Linked DNA regions of Homo sapiens: region 2 is linked to region 1. The links are chromatin loops, found by intact Hi-C in ENCODE. Cell type or tissue: mammary epithelial cell. All regions are shown on one strand. Each heading gives the region's core, and the rest is flanking DNA. Links, peaks and the distances in the headings are about the cores only. Region 1 overlaps RPSA2 (ribosomal protein SA 2). Region 2 has its middle 33 kb from the start of ZNF254.

Evidence for each region. Peaks named below come from ENCODE experiments on the same cell type or tissue, not always from the same donor. Only the 100,000 strongest peaks of a DNase experiment are listed, where the experiment ranks them.
Region 2: it touches region 1 in a loop (3-fold over the local background); 3 of 110 quality-filtered maps call a loop at or near these places.

The regions. Positions count from the first base shown.
Region 1 is chr19:23,765,968-23,776,051 of GRCh38, forward strand. All of the region lies in intron 1 of RPSA2 (ribosomal protein SA 2), which reads left to right. Among named protein-coding and RNA genes, the nearest start is that of RPSA2, 8.0 kb to the left of the region's middle. RefSeq lists an enhancer at 3,088-3,589. In mammary epithelial cell, for the core only: no CTCF peak of the experiment used is centred there; a DNase peak (open chromatin) is centred at 3,924.
Region 2 is chr19:24,048,850-24,058,933 of GRCh38, forward strand. It overlaps a transcript of ZNF254 not described here. Among named protein-coding and RNA genes, the nearest start is that of ZNF254, 33 kb to the right of the region's middle. In mammary epithelial cell, for the core only: no CTCF peak of the experiment used is centred there; DNase peaks (open chromatin) are centred at 5,472 and 5,842; H3K27ac peaks cover 2,004 bases.

The sequences.
Region 1 (10,084 bases), core at 584-8,583:
CTTGTACATAAAAAGACATAAGGTATTGAGCTGTAAGGTAATAGTGATCAATTCTGCCACTAACATAGCAGTGGGAATATCAAGGAGGGCTTTATAGAAGAGGTGACATTTGAGTGGGTGTCATTGTTTAATAGAACTTTTTGTATTAATGTTGCTGGTGCGGATATTTCATTTCCTTTTTTTTTTTTTTTTTTTTTTTTTTTGAGATGGAGTCTCACTCTCTTTCCCAGGCTAGAGTGCAGTGGTGCAGTCTCGGCTCACTACAACCTCCACTTCCCAGGTTCGAGTGATTCTCCCACCGCAGCCTCCCGAGTAGCTGGGATTATAGGCATGAGCCACTGTGCCCAGCCTCAGAGTGTACCCTTTAAAAAATTATTTTAAAAAAATTTTACCTCTTGACTCTGAAATATATTGAGAGGTCTTCCCCCAATGAGATAAAAATGAACAAGTGTGTAAACAGTTAAGAAGTTTTTTCTCAAGCTAATTTTTTTTTTTTTTTTTTGAGACAGAGTCTTGCTCTGTCACCCAGGCTGGAGGGCAGTGGCGCGATCTCCCCGGCTCACTGCAAGCTCCGCCTCCCGGGTTCACGCCATTCTCCTGCCTCAGCCTTCCGAGTAGCTGGGACTACAGGCGCCCACCACCTTGCCCGGCTAATTTTTTGTATATTTAGTAGAGACAGGGTTTCACCGTGTTAGCCAGGATGGTCTTGATCTCCTGACCTCGTGATCCGCCCGCCTCGGCCTCCCAAAGTGCTGGGATTACAGGCCTGAGCCACCGTGCCGGGCCAAATGTTTTTTTTTTTTTTTTTGAGACGGAGTTTCGCTCTTGTTACCCAGGCTGGAGTGCAGTGTCGTTATCTTGGCTCACTACAATCTTCACCTCCTGGGTTCAACCAATTCTCCTACCTCAGCGTCCTGAGTAGCTGGGATTACAAGCGCCTGCTATCAAGGCCGGCTAATTTTTTGAATTTTTGTTTGTTTGCTTGTTTGTTTTGTGTTTTTGGGAGACAGAGTCTTGCTCTGTCATCCAGGCTGGAGTGCGGTGGCATGATCTCGGCTCACTGAAACCTCTGCCTCCCGGTTTCAAACCATTCTCCTGCCTCAGCCTCCTGAGTAGACAGGTGCGTGCCACCACGCCCAGCTAATTGTATTTTTAGTAGAGACGGGGTTTCGCCATGTTGCCCAGGCTGTTCTCGAACTCCTGACCTCAGATTATCCACCTGCCTCGCCCTCCCAAAGATTTGGGGTTACAGGCGTGAACCACGGTGCCCGGCCTAATTTTTTGTATTTTTAGTACATACGGGGTTTCATTATGTTTGCCAGGCTGGTCTCTAACTCATGACCTCAGGTGGTCCATCTGCCTGGGGCTCTCAAAGTGCAGGGATTACAGGTGTGAGCCACCACGCCTGGCCTCTCAACCTGATTTTTATTTTTAGTAGACACATTGGTGATGAGACAATCAAATGTTCGCATTGATGAGAAAAGGCAGAAATGATTTTTGTTCTCTGGATTCTTGAAATAAAATTTTTTCCAAAGGACAAGAAGATCCCATCCCAGTAAGGCAATGCAAGAACCTGCAAGCAAAATGTACCTGAGACTCACAGTGGGGTACAAAGTGTCTCCTGGGAAGGTGGTCACTGAGTAATTTAATAGGCAGGATGGGGATGACAGAATATTTTGAGTGATATTATGGTCTGACTTGACAGTGGAGTCAGACATGTTTGTGTCCCAATCAGCACTGCCACTTCCTGAGTTTGTCACCTTGGAAAGATTTTTTCACTTATTTCAATTTCAGTTTTTTTTTTTTTTTTTTTTTTTGAGACAGAGTCTAGCTCTGTCGCCCAGGCTGGAGTGCAGTGGTACAATCTTGGCTCACCACAACCTCCGCCTCCCGGGTTCAAGCTGTTCTCCTGCCTCAGCCTCCTGAGTAGCTGGGATTACAGGCGCCCACCAGCATGCCCAGCTAATTTTTCTATTTTTAGTAGAGACGGGGTTTCACTGTGTTGGCCAGGCTGGTCTGGAACTCCTGACCTTATGATCTGCCCACCTCAGCTTCCCAAAGTGCTGGGATTACAAGCGTGAGCCACCACGCCCGGCCCAATTTCAGTTTTTTAATAACTGTAAATTACATTTCATCAGAAGAGCTTAAAAGATGTTTAAAAAGTCAACGACTATGAAAGGTATATTTCAGAAAAATCTAGTGATATGTTTTATTTGTTAAATTTATGTTTTTTTCTGGTTGTGTAATTTTAAATAGAACCCCAGGGGTTTGCTTTGAGAATGCTACCAGAGAAGAGAAATAGGAAAAATCTTTTTTCCATTATGGCTATACAAAGTGAATACATTTCCACAAGCAAATATGATAGATTAATTGGTGCATTGTATATATTTCTCAAACCATCAGCTCCTCTTTTTTTCAAAGTCTAGAATTTGTAATGGTGGATATCTCTGTTCTGTATTCTGTTGTCTAGATATCCAAGTTTAATGCAAAATTTTATGACATGGAACTTGACACTTTCTAGAAATGTTCACATATGGTTGTTTATTAAATTATCTCTCATGGAAATATTTAAATGACATGTTTATTGTCTGAAAAGGACAGATATTTAAGCTTTTTTTTTTTTTTTTTCTTTTTTTTTGAGAAAGAGTCTCGTTCTTTTGCCCAGGCTGGAGTGCAGTGGTACAATCTTGGCTCACTACAACCTTCACCTCGCAGGTTCAAGCGATTCTCCTGCCTCAGCCTCCCTAGTAGCTGGGATTACAGGTACACACCACCAGGCCCATCTAATTTTTCTATATTTAGTAGAGACAGGGTTTCACCATGTTGGCCAGGCTGTTCTCAAACTCCTGACCTCAGCCAATCCGCCCGCCTCAACCTCTTAAAGTGATGGGATTACAGGTGTGAGCCATTGTGCTTGGCCCCCTTTAACTATTTTATGTGACTCTTCTCTCTTACCTGAACGTTGCCCAAAAAGAGATTGTGACATATATTTGGGCCCAGCACCAAGGTGATGTAACTCTCCTCTTCAGCCGGGCCTTGCCCACAGAAGAGAGAATGACTTATTCCTGAGTTTAGCATACAGGTGATTTGATTCTTCTGCTGACTCCCAGAAGTCACTGTAACATATATCTGGGTCCATCGCTGAGACTGTGTGACTCTCTTCTCCCTGGGACCTGTCCACAGTGGGGATTGTGACGTATTGCTTGGCCAAGCACCTACGTGATATGACTCTTTTCTTAGGCCTGGGCCCTACCCACTGGAGTGATTTTGACACATTGCTGGGCCTAGCTCAAAGGTTATATGTGACTTCACACTTCTTCCTGGGCCCTACCCATGAGGGGCACTGTGTCTTAACTCTGAGACACTTAATTAGGTGATGTGACTCTCTTTTTTCGAGATGGAGTCTGGCTCTGTCACCCAGGCTGGAGTGCAGTGGCAAAATCTTGGCTCACTGCAACCTCCACCTCCTGGGTTCAAGTGATTCAACTGCCTCAGCCTCATGAGTAGCTGGGATTATAGGCATGCACCGCCACAGTCAGCTACTTTTTGTATTTTTAGTAGAGATGAGGTTTCACCATGTTGGCCAGGCTGGTCTCAAATTCCTGACCTCAAGTGATCCACCTGCCTTGACCTCCCAAAGTGCTGGGATTACAGGCGTGAGCCACGATGCCCGGCCGATGTGTCTCTTTTGTTTGGACCCTCTTCTTGGGATATTGTGACATATTGCTGGGCCCAAAATCTAGGTGATGTGACTCTACTCTTTGGTCTCTGCCCAAAAAGGGATTGTGGCATATCACTGGGTCAAGAACCTAGATGAGGTGACTCTCCTCTCCAGTCTGGGACCTGCACACATTGTGTGTTGAGACATATCACTGGGTCTAACACCTAGGTAATGCAACTCTCCTGCAAGGGCCCCGCCCACAGAAGTATTATGAAATATCTTTATATTAATCACCTAGGTGATGTGACACTCCTCTTCTGCCTGGGAACTGCAAAAAAAGTATTATTACATATCACTGGGCCCAGCACCTAGGTGATGTGACTCTTTGCTCATGCATGTGCTCTGCGAACTGGGGTGTTTGTTACATATAGTTGGGCCTAAACCCTAGGTCATGTGATTCTTTCATTTTCCTGAGCCATACTCATAGCATTTTGACATATTTTTGGGCCCATAATTTAGATGATGTGACTCTCTTGCATGGGCCCTCCCCATAAAGGTAGTGTGACATATTGTTGAGCCCAGTACATAGGTGATGTGACTCATAGTTCTCTATGGATTGGGCTTTGCCCAAGCAGGGATTGTGATGTGTTGCTGGACTCACCACCTACGTGTTATGACTCTCCTCTTCTGCCTAAGCCCTGCATGCATTGTGTGTTGTGACATATGCCTGGATTCAGCACTTAGGTGATATAACTTTATGACATGGGAACTGCCCATGGAAGTATTATGACATGTCTCCTTTCCATCACCTAGGTGATGTGACCCTTTTATTTTTCTTGTTTCTGGCATATTTTGGGTATAGTGACGTATCATTGAGTTCAACACCCATGAAATGGAGGCTTCTGCCTGAGCCCAGCACATAAGTGGCCTTGTGAAATATCTTTGCATTCATTATCTAGGAGATTTAACCCCCCTTTTCTGCCTGCACCCTGACCACTGGGAAGATTGTGACGAATCACCGGTCTCAGCAATCAGGTGATCTGTTTTTCCTGCCTGGTCCTTGCCCACAGATCATTGTAACATATCACTGGGCCTAGCATCTAGGTGATGTGACTCTGCTGACTGTATTCTGCTTTCAGGGGGAGATTTTAACATAACCCTAATCAAGCACCCATGTGTGGGTGTGGCACTTCTGCCTTATCCCTGCCCTCAGAGAAGATTGTGACATATCACTGCCCCAAAATGCGGTGATGTGAGTCTACTGGTCAATACCTATTCACTGGTGGGATTGTGATGCATATCTTATCCAAACTTACAGGTGCAATAATGACTCTCATACCTCTAAACAACCAGTAGCAGATGTAGTTTCTCTCATAGCCAGGGTCAGGAAAATGAGTAATATCCTGGGCCTCCTCTTTGTATGAAGGTCATAAAGAATTAACACTCTCTCACATACTGTGTAAAGTTGTCAAGAGGTACAGAGAATGTCCTAACAGAACTCAGCACACAGGGGAGGTTGTGACACTCATATGCATAGCCTGCCAACAGTAAAGACTGTCATCCTTCCACATAAACACAGCTCAATGTTGAGGTTCTGAATCTCATACCCAGCTGCAGTCAAAAGTTGGAAAATTGAATGTCATGTTAATTCAGTCCATAGAGAGGTCAGTGTCTCTGAGACCAAGATTCAGCACATGTGTGAGTTGTTGACTTCAATAAATGACACAATTTGCAGGAGGGATTGAGGTTTTCATACACAAATCCAGACCGTCATTGAGACTCATTCATGTACTTATACCCAACATACAGAGGGTATTATGTCTCATACCTAGAACTAAAAAAATGTGTGAAATTGTTAATCTCATACCTCCACCTTCATCCAGATGTGATTGTGACATACAATTCTGCCCAGCAACTGAGTGATTTGACTCTCCTGCCTGGGCCCAGTGTACAGACGGGGTTGTGCCATATTGCTCAACCCAGCATTTAGGTGATGTGAATCTATTCTTTTGTCCTAGTGCTTTTCACAGAGGGCATTGGACATATCACTGTGAGTAATGTCCAGGTGATGTGACTTTTCTCTACTTCCTGGGCTTTTCCCAAGAAGGGACTGTAATATATTTCTGGGTCCAGAACCTAGGTGATGTGACTCTCCTCTCCTGCCTGGTTTCTGTTGTACATTGTGTTATTGACATGTGGCTGGTTCTAATACCTTGGTGATGTAAATCTCCTGTATGGGCCCTGCCCACAGAGGTGTTATATCTTTTCATTCATCACCTAGGTGATGTAATTCTGTTTTTCTGCCTGGGCCCTGCCGGAAGGGAGGATTGTGGCATATCACTAGGCCCAGCACCTAGGTGATATGATTCACCTGTTTTTCCTGTGCCTCACATATTTTGAGTACTGTAAAATATTACTAGACCTACCACCTATGGGATTGCGTGCTCCTGCCTGGGCTCTGCCCACAGGGACATTGTGACATATATCTGCATCCATGAAGTAAAAGATGTGACATTTCTTGCCTGCACCCTGCCCTGCACAGGAAAGATTGTGACATATCCCTGGAACCAGACACAAGGTGATTTGGCTCTTCTGCCTCTGTCTTGCCCCCAGGGAGCATTGTGACAGTGCTGTGACTCTGTTGCCTGTGCTGTGCTTTCAGGAGAGAATTGTAACATATCCCTGGCTGAGCACCTAGGTGATGTGACACTGCTGCTTGGTTCCTTCCCTCAGGGAAGATATCCTTGGCTGAAATCCCAGGTGATGTGACTCTCCTCCTAACTCCCTACCTACAGGTTAAATGGTGACATATACTATAGTCAGCTTATAAGTGCGATGATTACTCTCATAACTCAAGTCAGCTATTAGAAGAAATAGTGTCTCTCATAGCTTGCCTTAGATGAGTCACATCCTTGGTCTCTCTTTTTATGAAGGTCATAAAGAATTGCCACCCTCCCACATATCATATAATGCCCTTGAGTGTTACAAAGAGTGTTATCCCAGGGCACAGCACAAAAGTGAGCTTGTTTCTAATATGCACACCTCGCCAACCATTAGGATTATCACCTTCACACATGGAAAGAGCCCATTGCTGAGGTCTTGAATCTCAAATGCAAACACTGTCCACAGTTGGAATTGTGACTGTCATATATGAGCCTCCAGCCACAGTTGAGATGGTGACACATTTCTAAACTCAGAACATAGCAGATGAGGACTACTATCCAAACCCAACCAACTGGAGAGATGTTTACCCCAATACCTGGGCTTAGGGCCAGAAGTATGGTCATGGGTGCTTACAAACATGATTTTAGAGTAAATTGTGACTCTCATTTATACTGGATAAAGCCATTGAGTAGTACAGAGAGTGTACTAGCCGGGTTGCATTGAGTTGAGATCGTGCCACTGCACCCCAGCCCAGGTGGCAGTCTGAGACTCCGTCTCCTCCTGTGTGTATGTGTGTGTATATATATATATATATTTTTATTTTGGATGGAGTATCTCTCTGTTGCCCAGGCTGGAGTGCAGTGGCACGATCTCAGCTCACTGCAAGCTCCACCTCCCAGGTGCACGCCATTGTTCTGCCTCAGCCACTCCAGTAGCTGGTACTACAGGTGCCTGCCACCACGCCTGGCTAATTTGATATATATATATATATATATCAAATTTTTTTTTTTTAAGACAGAGTCTCACTGTCACCCAGGCTGGAGTGCAGTGGCGTGATCTCAGCTCACTGCAACCTCCACCTCCTGGGTTCAAGTGATTCTCCTGCCTCAGCGTCCTGAGTAGCTGGGATTACAGGCACGCACCACCATGCCCAGATAACTTTTGTATTTTTAGTAGAGATGGAGTTTCACCATGTTCACCAGGATGGTCTCGATCTCCTGACCTCATGATCTGCCCGCCTCAGTCTCCCAAAGTGCTGAGATTACAGGCGTGAGCCACCACAGCCGGCCTGGAGATTTTTACTGTTGTATGAACACACATCAAATAGCATACATCATCATTTTCTCACATAAACATAGCCTACTCTTGAAGTTCTGACTCTCACACATAGAGGTAGTCAGAGGTGGAAAAATTGACTCTCATATGTGGATTCAGTTTGCAGGTGAGTTGATGACACTTAGAGCAAGATTCAGCACACCTGTGAGTCTGTGACTTCACTAATTAGACAAAGTCCACAGGAGGAGTATAGGCTGTCAGGTACAAATTTAGTTCATCGTTGAAATTGTAACTCCTGTTCTTAGACACAATATATAGGAAGGGTTAACTTCCTATTCCTAAAACCAGAACATGTGTGGGATTGTTAATTTCATCCCTGCACCTTCCTGCAGGTTTAATTGTAACATTTTCAGCACCTGAGTGATCTGACTCTTGCCTAAGACCAGCCCACAGATGGAATAGTGACATATTGCTGAACCCTGAACTGAAAGGATGTGACTCTATTTTTCTGTGTTGGTGCTGCTCACAGGGGACATTGTGACATATCGCTGGGCCTTGCACTTAGGTGATGTGAGTCTCCTCCTTTGCCTTGGCACTGCCCACAGAATGCATTGTCACGTATCTCTGGGCCCCACACCCAGGTTATGTGACTCTCCTGACTGTCCCCTGACCACATAAGCAATTATGACATATTGCTGGGTCCGACTCTCTGGTATAACTCTACTGCCAACAAGGAGCATTGTGACATATATTTCCACTCATCATCAAAGTGATGTGACTCTCTTCTCCTGCCTGTTCCCTGCTCACAGTGGGAGTTGTGACATATCACTTGGCTCCGTACCAAACAAATGTGATTCTTCTTCCATCATGAGTTCTGCTGGCAAGGGAGATTGAGACATATTATGGAGCTCTACACCAATGTGACATTACTGTTTTGCCTGGGCCTGGACCTCAGAAGCCATTGTGACATATTACTGGGCTCAACAAGGTAACATGAGTCTCCTGTATGGACCCTGACAACAGAGCATTGTGACATCTTTAAGAGCATCAACTATTTGATGTGACTCTCCTTTTACACAAGGCTTCCCTCATATGAGAGATTGTGACATACCTTCTGGCCCAGAAATCAGATGACATGTTTCTTCTGCCTGAGCTTTGCTTACAGGGAGCATTGTGACATATCACTGGTCTCAGCACCCATGTGATATGACTCTACTGTCTGTGCCCTGATTTCAGGAGGAAATTGAACTTATCCCTGACTGAGCACCCAGGTTTTAACTCTTCTGCCTGGTGTCTGCTCTCAGAGAAGATTGTGACATATCCCTGGCCTGTTACCCAGATGATGTAACTCTCCTGCTCACTCCCTATCCACAGGGGAGATTGTGACATATACCTTTGTTCAGATCATAGGTGTGATGTTTACTCTCATATCAAAAATCAGCCAATAAGAGACAAACTATCTTTCATATGTGGGCTTGGGAAAATGAGTAAGATTCTGGCTCTCCCCTTTGTAGGAAGGTCAGAGAGAATTACACTCTCACATATTGTATGAAGCCCCGGGTGGTACAGAGAGTGTCCTAACAGGTTGCAGAAAACATGAGATTGTTTTTGTGTATGCACACTTTGCCAGTTGTTAAGATTATCACCTTCATCCATGGACAGAGCCTACTGGTGTGGTCTTAAATCTTACAGGTGGATGCAGTGCAGAGTTGAAATTGTGACTGTTGTAAGTGAACATCAGGCAACAGCTGAGGTGGTGACTTATTAATAAGCCTAGCTTATAGGTAGATGGCAACTCTCATATCTGGACCCAGCCATTACAGAGGTGTTAACTCTCATATCTGGGCATAGAGCCACAGGTACGATCACGGGTCCATAGCAGCAGAAAAGTCTCCCAGCCACAAAAGATTGCGACTCTCACGTGTACCTTATAAATTCCTCAGGTGGTACAGAGAGTGTTCTAACTAGGCTCAGTGTAGAGTTTAGGTTTTCACACTCATGCACACCCAGCCAACAGTAAAGATTTTCATCTTTTCACATGAACACAGTCCACTGGAGGTTCTGAATCTCATATGCAGAGACAGTCACAAGTTGGAAAATTTACTCTCATAAGTGAATTCAGTCCAAAGGTAAGTTGGTGACTTTCAGACCAAGATTGAACACACCTATTAGTCTGTGATTCCACTAAGGTGACACAGCCAGTAAGAGGGATTGAGTCTGTCATTCAGTGATTCAATTCATTCTAAAAATTGTGACTTGTGTGCTTAGATCCAACATACAGGAGGTGTTGACTTTCATACCAAGAACTGGGGTATATACAGGATTGTTAATGTCATCCCTGGTCTTTCCTGCAGGTGTGATTTTGGCACACACTTCTGCCCAGCACCTTAGTAATGTAATTCTTCAGAATTGGCCCAGCCTACAAATAGGATTGTGCCACACTGCTGGACCCAGCGCCTAAGTGATGTAACTCTGTTCTGCCTT
Region 2 (10,084 bases), core at 1,364-9,363, 280 kb after region 1:
CACCCTGCTTCCTTAGTAACTGGGACTAAAGGTATACGGCACCACACTGGCACATTATTTTGCATATCTTGCTTTTTATTTTTGTAGAGATGGGGTTCCATCATGTTTTCCAGGCTGATCTCAAACTCCCACGGTCAAGCGATCTGCTGGCCTCGGCCTCTCAAGGTACTGAGCTTACAGGCGTGAGCCACCATGCCTGGTTCTATCTCTGTCTGTCTGTCTACCTACCTAACTACCTACCTACCTACCTACCTACCTGTAATCAATCTATCATCTATCTCTCCTTTTTTTTTAAGAAGAGACTTGGTCTTGCTATGTTTTTCAGGCTCTGGTTTTATATATATATATATATATATATATATATATTTTTTTTTTTTTTTTAATTTATTTATTATTTTTTAATATAGGGGTTGTCTCACCATGTGGCCCCCAGGATAGTCTCAAACTCCTGGGCTCAAAGTATCCTCCCGCCTTGACCTCCCAAAGTGCTGGGATTACAGGCATGCACCACCATGCACAATCTGGTCATATTTTTGATGTGTTGATTCTTTCCAGTCCAGATGTATAATCTCATCCCTGAACATTTCTGATGGTGTGATTATGACATGTGACTTTATCTGGCAACAGAGTGAGTTGTTGCTCCCGCCTGAGCCCAGCCCCCAGAAAGGATTGTGACATATCGTTGGACCCAGAATTGAGGTAATGTAACTATTCCACTGCCTTGGCACTGCCCACAGAAGACATTGTGACATATTGCTGGGTCTTGTACCCAGGTGGTGTGAATCTTCTCTCCTGCCTTGGCTCTTCCACAGGGGGCATTGTGTCATATCGCTGGGCCCCACACATAGGTTATGTGACTCTTCTGCCTGTGCCCTGCCCATGTGGCCCATTGTGACATACTGTTGGGTCCCAAACCTAGGTGATGTAACTCTACTGCTTAGGCCCTGCCTACAGAGGACATTGTGACATATCCCTGCATCCATCACACAGGTAATGCAGCTCTCTTCTGCTTGGCCCCTACTCACAGAAAGGATTGTGATGTATCACAGGGCTCAGCACCTAGCTAACATGACTTTTCTCCTCTTCTAGGTTTTTGCCCACAGGGGATATTGTGACATGTCACTGGGCCTAATACTAGGGTGACAGTACTCTTGTGTCATGGCACTGCCCTCAGCAGGTGTGGTGATATATTACTGGGCCCAGAACAAATGTGATATGAGTCTCCTGCCTGGACCCTGCCTACAAGGTGCATTGTAACATATCTGGGGCCCTTTGACTATTTTATTTTATTTATTGTATTATATTTTATTTATTTTAATTTTATTTTTGAGACAGAATCTCACTCTGTCACCTAGGATGGAGTGCAGTGGCGTGATCTCTGCTCACTTCAACCTTTGCCTCCTGGGTTCAAGTGATTCTCCTGCCTCAGCCTCCTGAGTAGCTGAGACTACAGGTGTGTGCCGCCACGTCTGGCTGATTTTTGTGTTTTCAGTAGAGACAAGATATCACCCTGTTGGCCAGGCCGATATCAAACTCCTGACCTCAGCCAGTCCACCCGCCTTGACCTCCCAATGTGCTGAGATTACAGGTGTGAACCATTGCTCTTGGCACCCTTTGACTATTTTATGTGACTCTTCTCTCTTACCTGGACATTGACCAAATGGGCCCAGCACCAAGGTGATATGACTCTCCTCTCCTGCCTGGGCCTTGCCCTTAGAAGAGAGAGTGACTTACTGCTGAATTTAGCATACAGGTGATATGATTCTTCTGCTGACTCGCAGAAGTCACTGTAACATATATGTGGGCCCATTGCTGAGGTTGTGTGACTCTCTTCTCCCTGGGACCTGTCCACAGTAGGGATTGTGACATATTGCTTGGCCAAGCACCTACATTGTGTGACTTTTTATTTATTTATTTTTTTAAGACAGAGTTTTGCTCTTGTTGCCCAGGCTGGAGTGCAATACCATGATCTTGGCTCAGCTGGGATTACAGGCATGCGCCACCACACCTGGCAAATTTTTTTTATGTTTTCAGTAGAGATGGGGTTTCTCCATGTTAGTCAGGCTGGTCTCAAACTCCCAACCTCAGGTGAGCCGCCTGCCTTGGCCTCCCAAAGTACTGGGATTCCAGGCATGAGCCACTGCACCTAGCTTCGATATGACTGTCTTCTTATGCCAGGGCCCTGCCGACTGGAGTGATTTTGACACATAGCTGGGGCCAGCTCAAATGTTATGTGACTCCACACTTCTTCCTGAGCCCTATCTGTGAGGGGCACTGTGTCTTATCTCTGAGACCGTTAATTAGGTAATATAACTTTTATTTTTTTGAGACAGAGTCTGGCTTTGTTGCCCCGGCTGGAGTGCAGTGGTGTGATCTTGGTTCACTGCAACTTCCGCCTCCTGGGTTCAAGTGATTCACCTGCCTCAGCCTCCTGAGTAGCTGGGATTACAGGTACACATGCCACCACGCCCAGCTAATTTTTGTATTTTTAGTAGAGATGAAGTTTCACCATGTTGGCCAGGCTGGTCTCGAATTCCTGACCTCAAGTGAGCCACCTGCCTTGGCCTCCCAAAGTGCTGGGATTACAGGCATGGGCCACCACACCTGGCCAATGTAACTCTTTTGTTTGGACTGTCTTCTTGGGGTATTGTGATATATTGCTGGGCCCAGAATCCGGGTGATGTGACTCTGCTGTTTCATCTCTGCACAAAAAGGGATTGTGACATACCACTGGGTCAAGAACCTAGATGAGGTGACTCTCCTCTCCAGCCTGGGACCTGCACACATTGTGTACTAAGACATATCACTGAGTCTAACACCTAGGTAATGCAACTCTCCTGCATGGGCCCTGCCCATAGGGGTATTATGAAATATCTTTCTGTTAATCACCTAGGTGATGCGACACTCCTCTTCTACCTGGGAACTGCCAAAACAAGTATTGGTACATATCACTGGGCCCAGCACATAGGTGATGTGACTCTTTTCTCATGCATGGGCTCTGCGAACTGGGGTGTTTTTTACATATAGTTGGGCCTAAACCCTAGGTCGTGTGATTCTTTTATTTTCCTGAGCTGTACTCACAGAGAGCATTTTGACATGTTTTTGGGCCCGTAATTTAGATGATGTGACTCTCTTGGATGGGCCTTCCCCGGAATGGGTATTGTGACATATTGCTGAGCCCATTATATAGGTGATGTGACTCTCTTGCATGGGCCCTCCACATAAGGGGTAGTGTGACATATTGCTGAGCCCAGTAGGTGATGTGACTCTTCTCTATGGTTTGGGCTTTGCCCAAGCAGGGATTGTGATGTGTTGCTGGACTCACCACCTATGTGTTGTGACTCTCCTCTTCTGCCTAAGCCCTGCATGCATTGTGTGTTGTGACATGCCTGGATTCAACACCTAGGTGATACAACTTTATGGCAGGGGAACCACCCACAGAAGTATTGTATCATCTTTCCATCACTTAGGTGATGTGATTCTTTTATTTTTCCTGTTTCTGGCATATTTTGGGTATAGTGACATACCATTGAGTTCAACACCCATGAAATCGGAGGCTTCTGCCTGAGCCCAGCACATAAGTGACCTTGTGACATATCTTTGCATTCATTATCTAGGAGATTTAACTCCCCTTTTTGCCTGCACCCTGACCACTGGGAAGATTGTGGCAAATCACCGGTCTCAGCAATCAAGTGATGTGTTTTTCCTGCCTGGTCCTTGCCCACAGATCATTGTAACATGTCACTGGGCCTAGCATCCAGGTGATGTGACTCTGCTGACTATATTCTGCTTTCAAGAGGAGATTGTAACGTATCCCTAATCGAGCACCCAGGTGGTGTGACACTTCTGCCCTATCCCTGCCCTTAGAGATGATTGTGACATATTGCCCCAAAAGGCAGGTGATGTGAGTCTTCTGGTCAATCCCTATTCACTGGTGGGATTGTGATACATATCTTATCCAAACTTATAGGGGCAATATGACTCTCATACCTCTAAACAACCAATAGCAGATACACTAGTTCTCATAGCCAGGGTCAGGAAAATGAGTAATGTCTTGGGTTTCTTCTTTGTATGAAGGTCATAAAGAATTAACACTCTGTCACATACTGTGTAAAGTCGTCAAGAGGTACAGGGAATGTCCTAACAGAACTCAGCACACAGGGGAGGTTGCGACACTCATATGCATAGCCTGCCAACAGTAAAGACTGTCATCCTTCCACATAAACACAGCTCACTGTTGAGGTTCTGAATCTCATACCCAGATGAAGTTGAAAGTTAGAAAATTAAATCTCATGTTAATTCGATCCATAGAGAGGTTAGTGTCTCTGAGACCAAGATTCAGCACACCTGTGAGTCAGTGACTTCATTAAAATGACAGAATTTGCAGGAAGGATTGAAGTTCTCATGCACAAATCCAGACCATCATTGAGACTGTCACTCAGGTACTTACACCCAACATACAGAGGGTATTTTGTCTCATACCTAGAACTAAGAAATGTGTGAAATTGTTAATCTCATACCTCGACCTTAATTCAGGTGTGTTTGTGACATACACCTTTTTTAAGCACCTAAGTAATTTGACTCTCCTGCCTGGGCCCAACGTACAGATGGGATTGTGCCATATTTCTGGACCCAGCATTTAGGTGATGTGAGTCTATTCTCTTGTCTTAGTGCTTTCCACAGAGAACACTGGACATATCACAGGGCCTAGTGCCCAGGTGATATGACTTTCCTCTACTTCCTAGGCTTTTCCTAAGAAGGGATTGTAATATATTGCTGGGTCAGAACCTAGGTCGTGTGACTCTCCTGTGCTGCCTGGTTCCTCTTGTACATTGTGTATTGTGACATGTGGCTTGTTCTAACACCTCGATGATGTGAATCTCCTGCATGGGCCCTGTCCACAGAGGTATTATAACATATCTTTTTATTCATCACCTAGATGATGTAACTCTTTTCTATCTGGGCCCTGCCAAAAGGGAGGATTGCGGCATATCACTGGACCCAGCATCTAGGTGATGTGATTCTCCTGTTTTCCCTGGGCCTCAAATATTTTGGATATTGTAAAATATTGCTAGGCCCACTACCTATGGGATTGCATGCTCCTGCCTGGGCTCTGCCCACAGGGACCTTGTGACATATATCTGCGTCCATGACCTAAAAGGTGACACTTCTTGCCTGCACTGTGCCCTGAACAGGAAATATTGTGACATATCCCTGGAACCAGACACCAGGTGATATGGCTCTTCTGCCCCTGTCTTGCCCCCAGGGAGCATTGTGACATAGTGCTTAGCTCAGCACCCAGGTGATGTGACTCTGTTGCCTGTGCTGTGCTTTCAGGAGAGAATTGTAACATATCCCTGGCTGAGCACCCAGGTGATATGACACTCCTGCTTGTTTCCTTCCCTCGGGGAAGATTGTGAGATACCTTGGCTGAAATCCCAGGTGATGTAACTCTCTTGCTAACTCCCTACCTACAGGTTAAATGGTGACATATACTATAGTCAGCTTATAAGTGGAATGATGACTCTCATACCTCTAGTCAGCTATTGGAAGAAATACTGTCTCTCATAGCTCGACTTAGATAAATGAGTCACTTCCTTGGTCTTCTCTTTTTATGAAGGTCATAAAGAATTGCCACACTCTAACATATTGTATAATGCCCTCGAGTGTTACAAACGTGTTATCCCAGGGCACACAGCACAAAGGTGAGATTGTTTCTTATATGCACACCTCACCAATTATTAGGATTATCACCCTCACACAGGGAAAGAGCCTATGGCTGAAGTCTTGAATCTCAAATGCAAACAGAATCTCAAATGCAAACACTGTCCACAGTTGGAATTGTGACTCATGTATGAGCCTCCAACCACAGTTGAGATGGTGACACATTTCTAAACTCAGAACATAGCAGATGAGGACTCTACTCTCTTAAACCCAACAAATTAAGAGAGATGTTGACTAATACCTGGGCTTAGGGCCACAAGTATGGTCATGGGTGCTTACAAACATGATTTTAGAGTAAATTGTGCCTCTCATTTATACTGGATAAAGCCTTTGAGTAGTATAGTGTACTAACCAGGCGCAGTGGCTCACGCCTGTAATCCCAGCACTTTGGGAGGCCGAGGTGGGTGAAACGAGGTCAGGAGTTCAAGACCAGCCTGACCAACATGTTGAAACCCCATCTCTACTAAAAAATACAAAAAATTAGCTGGGCATGGTGGTGGGCACCTGTAATCCCAGCTACTTGGGAGCCTGAGGCAGGAGAATTGCTTCAACCCGGGAGGTGGAGGTTGCATTGAATTGAGATCATGCCACTGTACTCCAGCCTGGGTGATAGTGCGAGACTCTGTCTCACCAAAAAAAAAAAAAAAAAAAAAAAAAAAGAGTGTACTAACAAGACCCAGCACACAGAGGAGATTTTCTCTTTTTCTTTTTCTTTTTTTCTTTTGAGATGAAGTCTTGCTCTGTCACCCCAGCTGGAGTGCAGTGGCGCGATCTCAGCTTACTGCAATCTCCACCTCCGGGTTCAAGTGATTCTCCTGCCTCAGCCTCCTGAGTATCTGGGATTACAGGCACATACCACCATGCCCGGCTAATTTTTGTACTTTTAGTAGAAACAGGGTTTCACCATGCTGGCCAGGATGGTCTCAATCTCCTGACCTCGTGATCCACCTGCATCAGCCTCCCAAAGTGCTGGGATTACAGGTGTGAGCCACTGCAGCCGGCCTGGAGATTTTCACTGTTATATGAACACCCATCAAAAAGTATACATCATCATATTCTCACATAAACACAGCCCACTTTTGAAGTTCTGGATCACACCTAGAGGAAGTCAAAGGTGGAAAAATTGACTCTTATATATGGATCCAGTCCATAGGTGAGTTGGTGACACTCAGAGCAAGATTCAGCATGCGTATGAGGCTGTGACTTCACTAATTAGACAAAGTCCACAGGAGGAGTATAGGCTGTCAGGTACAAATTTAGTTCACTGTTGACATTGTAACTCCTGTTCTTAGACACAACATATAGGAAGGGTTAACCTCCTTTACCTAAAACCGGAACATGTGTGGGATTGTTAATTTCATCTCTGCACCTTCCCACAGGTTTAATTGTAACATTTTTCTCTGCCCAGCACCTGAGTGATCTGACTCTCTTGCCTAAGACCAGCCCACAGATGGAATAGTGACACATAGCTGAACCCAGAACTGAGGGGATGTGATTCTATTTTTCTGCATTGGTGCTGCTCACAGGGGACATTGTGACATATCGCTGGACCTTACACTTAAATGATTTGAGTCTCCTCCCCTGCCTTGGCACTGCCTACGGAAGGCGTTGGGACATGTCTCTGAGCCCTATGCCCAGGTTATGTGACTCTCCTGCCTGTTCCCCGACCACATAAGCAATTGTGACATATTGCTGGGTTTGACACCCTGGTAATGTAACTCTACTGCCAAAAAGGAGCATTATGACATATATTTCCATTCATTACCCAGGTGTTATGACTCTCTTCTCCTGCCTGGTCCCTGCTCACAGAGGGAATTTTGACATATCCCTTGGCTCAGTACCAACAAGTGTGGTTCTTCTTCCATCATAAGTTCTGCTGGCAAGGGAGATGGAGACATATTGTGGAGCTCTATGCCAATGTGACATTACTGTTTGCTTTGGCCTGGACCTCAAAAGGCATTGTGACATATTGCTGGGCCCAGCAACATGGTGACATGAGTCTCCTGTATGGACCATGACAACAGAGCATTGTGACATATCTTTAAGAGCATCAACTATTTGATGTGACTCTCCTTTTCTACCAAGGTTTCCCCACAATGAGAGATTGTGACGTATCTTCTGACCCAGAAATCAGGTGATGTGTTTCTCCTGCCTGAGCTTTGCTCATAGGGAGCATTGTGACATATCACTCGTCTCAGCTCCCAGGTGATGTGACTGTACTGTCTGTGCCCTGGTTTCAGGAGGAAATTTAACATATCCCTGACTGAGCACCCAGGTTTTAATTCTTCTGCCTGGTGCCTTCTCTCAGAGAAGTTTGTGACATATCCCTGGCCTATTACCCAGATGATATAAGTCTCCTGCTCACTCCCTATCCACAGTGGAGATTGTGACATCTTTTTTCAGATCATAGGCACAATGTTGGCTGTCATATCTGAAACCAGTCAATAGGAGACATACTATCTCTCATATGTGGGCTTAGGTACATGGGTAAGATTGTCACTCTTCTCTTTTTAGGAAGGTCAGAGAAAATTACACTCTCTCACATATTGTATAAAGTCCTCAAGTGGTATACAGAGTGTCATAACGGCTCTAGAAAACAGATGGGATTGTGATTTATGTATGCACACTTTGCCAATTGTTAAGATTGTCACCCTCATCCATGGACAAAGCCTACTGGAGAGGTCTTAAATCTTACATGTGGATGCAGTGCAGAGTTGAAATTGTGACTGTCATATGTGAACATCAGGCAACAGCTGAGGTGGTGACTCATTAGTAAGCCTAGCTTATAGGGAGGTAACAACTCTCATATCTGGACCCAGTCATTATAGAGGTGTTAACTCTCATATCTGGGCATAGAGCCACAGGTACGATTATGGGTCGATACCATTACAATTGTCTCCCAGTCACAAAAGATTGCGACTCTCATGGGAACCTTATAAATTCCTCGGTTGGTACAGGGAATGTTCTAACTAGGCTCATTGTACAGTTGAGGTTTTGACACTCAGGCACACCCAGCCGACAGTAAAGATTGTCCTCTTTTCACATGAATACAATCCACTGGATGTTCTGAATCTCATATCCAGAGACAGTTGCAAGTTGGAAAATTTACTCTTATAAGTGAATCCAGTCCAAAGTTAAGTTGGTGACTTTCAGACCAAGATTGAACACACTGTTAGTCTGTGATTCCACTAAGGTGAAACAGCCAGTAAGAGGGATTGTGTCTCTCATTCAATGATTCAATTCATTCTAAAAATGTGACTTGTGTACTTGGATTTAACATACAGGAGGTGTTGACTCTCATACCAAGAATTGGGGTATATACAGGATTGTTAGTCTCATCCTTGGTCTTTCCTTCAGGTGCAGTTTTGACACACTTCTGTCTAGCAGCTGAGTATTGTGATCTTCAGAACTGGCCCAGCCTACAAATAGGATTGTGCCACACTGCTGGACCCAGCACCTAGATGATGTAACTATTCTCCTGCCTTGGTGCTACTCAAAAAAGACATTAACATATCTCAGAGCCTTGCACCCAGGTAATGTGAGTCTCCTCTCCTGCCTTGCTGCTGCACACAGAAGCGGGTTATGTACAGGATTGTTAATCTCATTTGGACCTTCCTGCACCTATGATTGTGACACATGCCTCTGTGTAGAACCCAAGTGAGTTTTCTCTCCTGTTTGGATTTAACCCACAGATGGAATCGTGACATATCGCTGCACCAGAAACTAGGTGATGTGACTCCATTTCCTTGCCTCTGTGCTTTCCACATTAGGCATTGGGACATATCACTGGGCCTTGCATCCAGGTGATGGGAGTTTTCTTTTTCTTTCTTTCTTTCTTTCTTTTTTTTTTTTTTGAGACAGAATTTCGCTCTTGTTACCCAGGCTGGAGTGTAATGGTGCAATCTTGGCTCAAGGCAACCTCCGCCTCCTGGGTTTAAACAATTCTGTCTCAGCCTCCCAAGTAGCTTAGATTACAGGCATGCGCCACCACGCCTGGCTAATTTTTGTATTTTTAGTAGAGACAGGGTTTCTCCATGTTGGTCAGGCTGGTCTCGAACTCCTGACCTCAGGTGATCCACCTGCCTTGGCCTCCCAAAGTGCTGGGATTACAGTTGTGAGCCACCGTGCCCGGCCAGTGATGGGAGTTTTCTCTCCTGCTTTGGTGCTGACCACAGTGAGCATTGTAAAATATTGCTGCCATCACCCCTAGATTATGTTAACTCTCCTCTGCTTTGCCCACGTGGTTCACTGTGACATATTACTGGGTCTAAAACCCAGAAAATGTAACTCCCTTATTTAGGTTCTGCCTGCAGGAGCCATTGTCACACATCTCTGTGCTCACCACCCAGGTGATGTGACT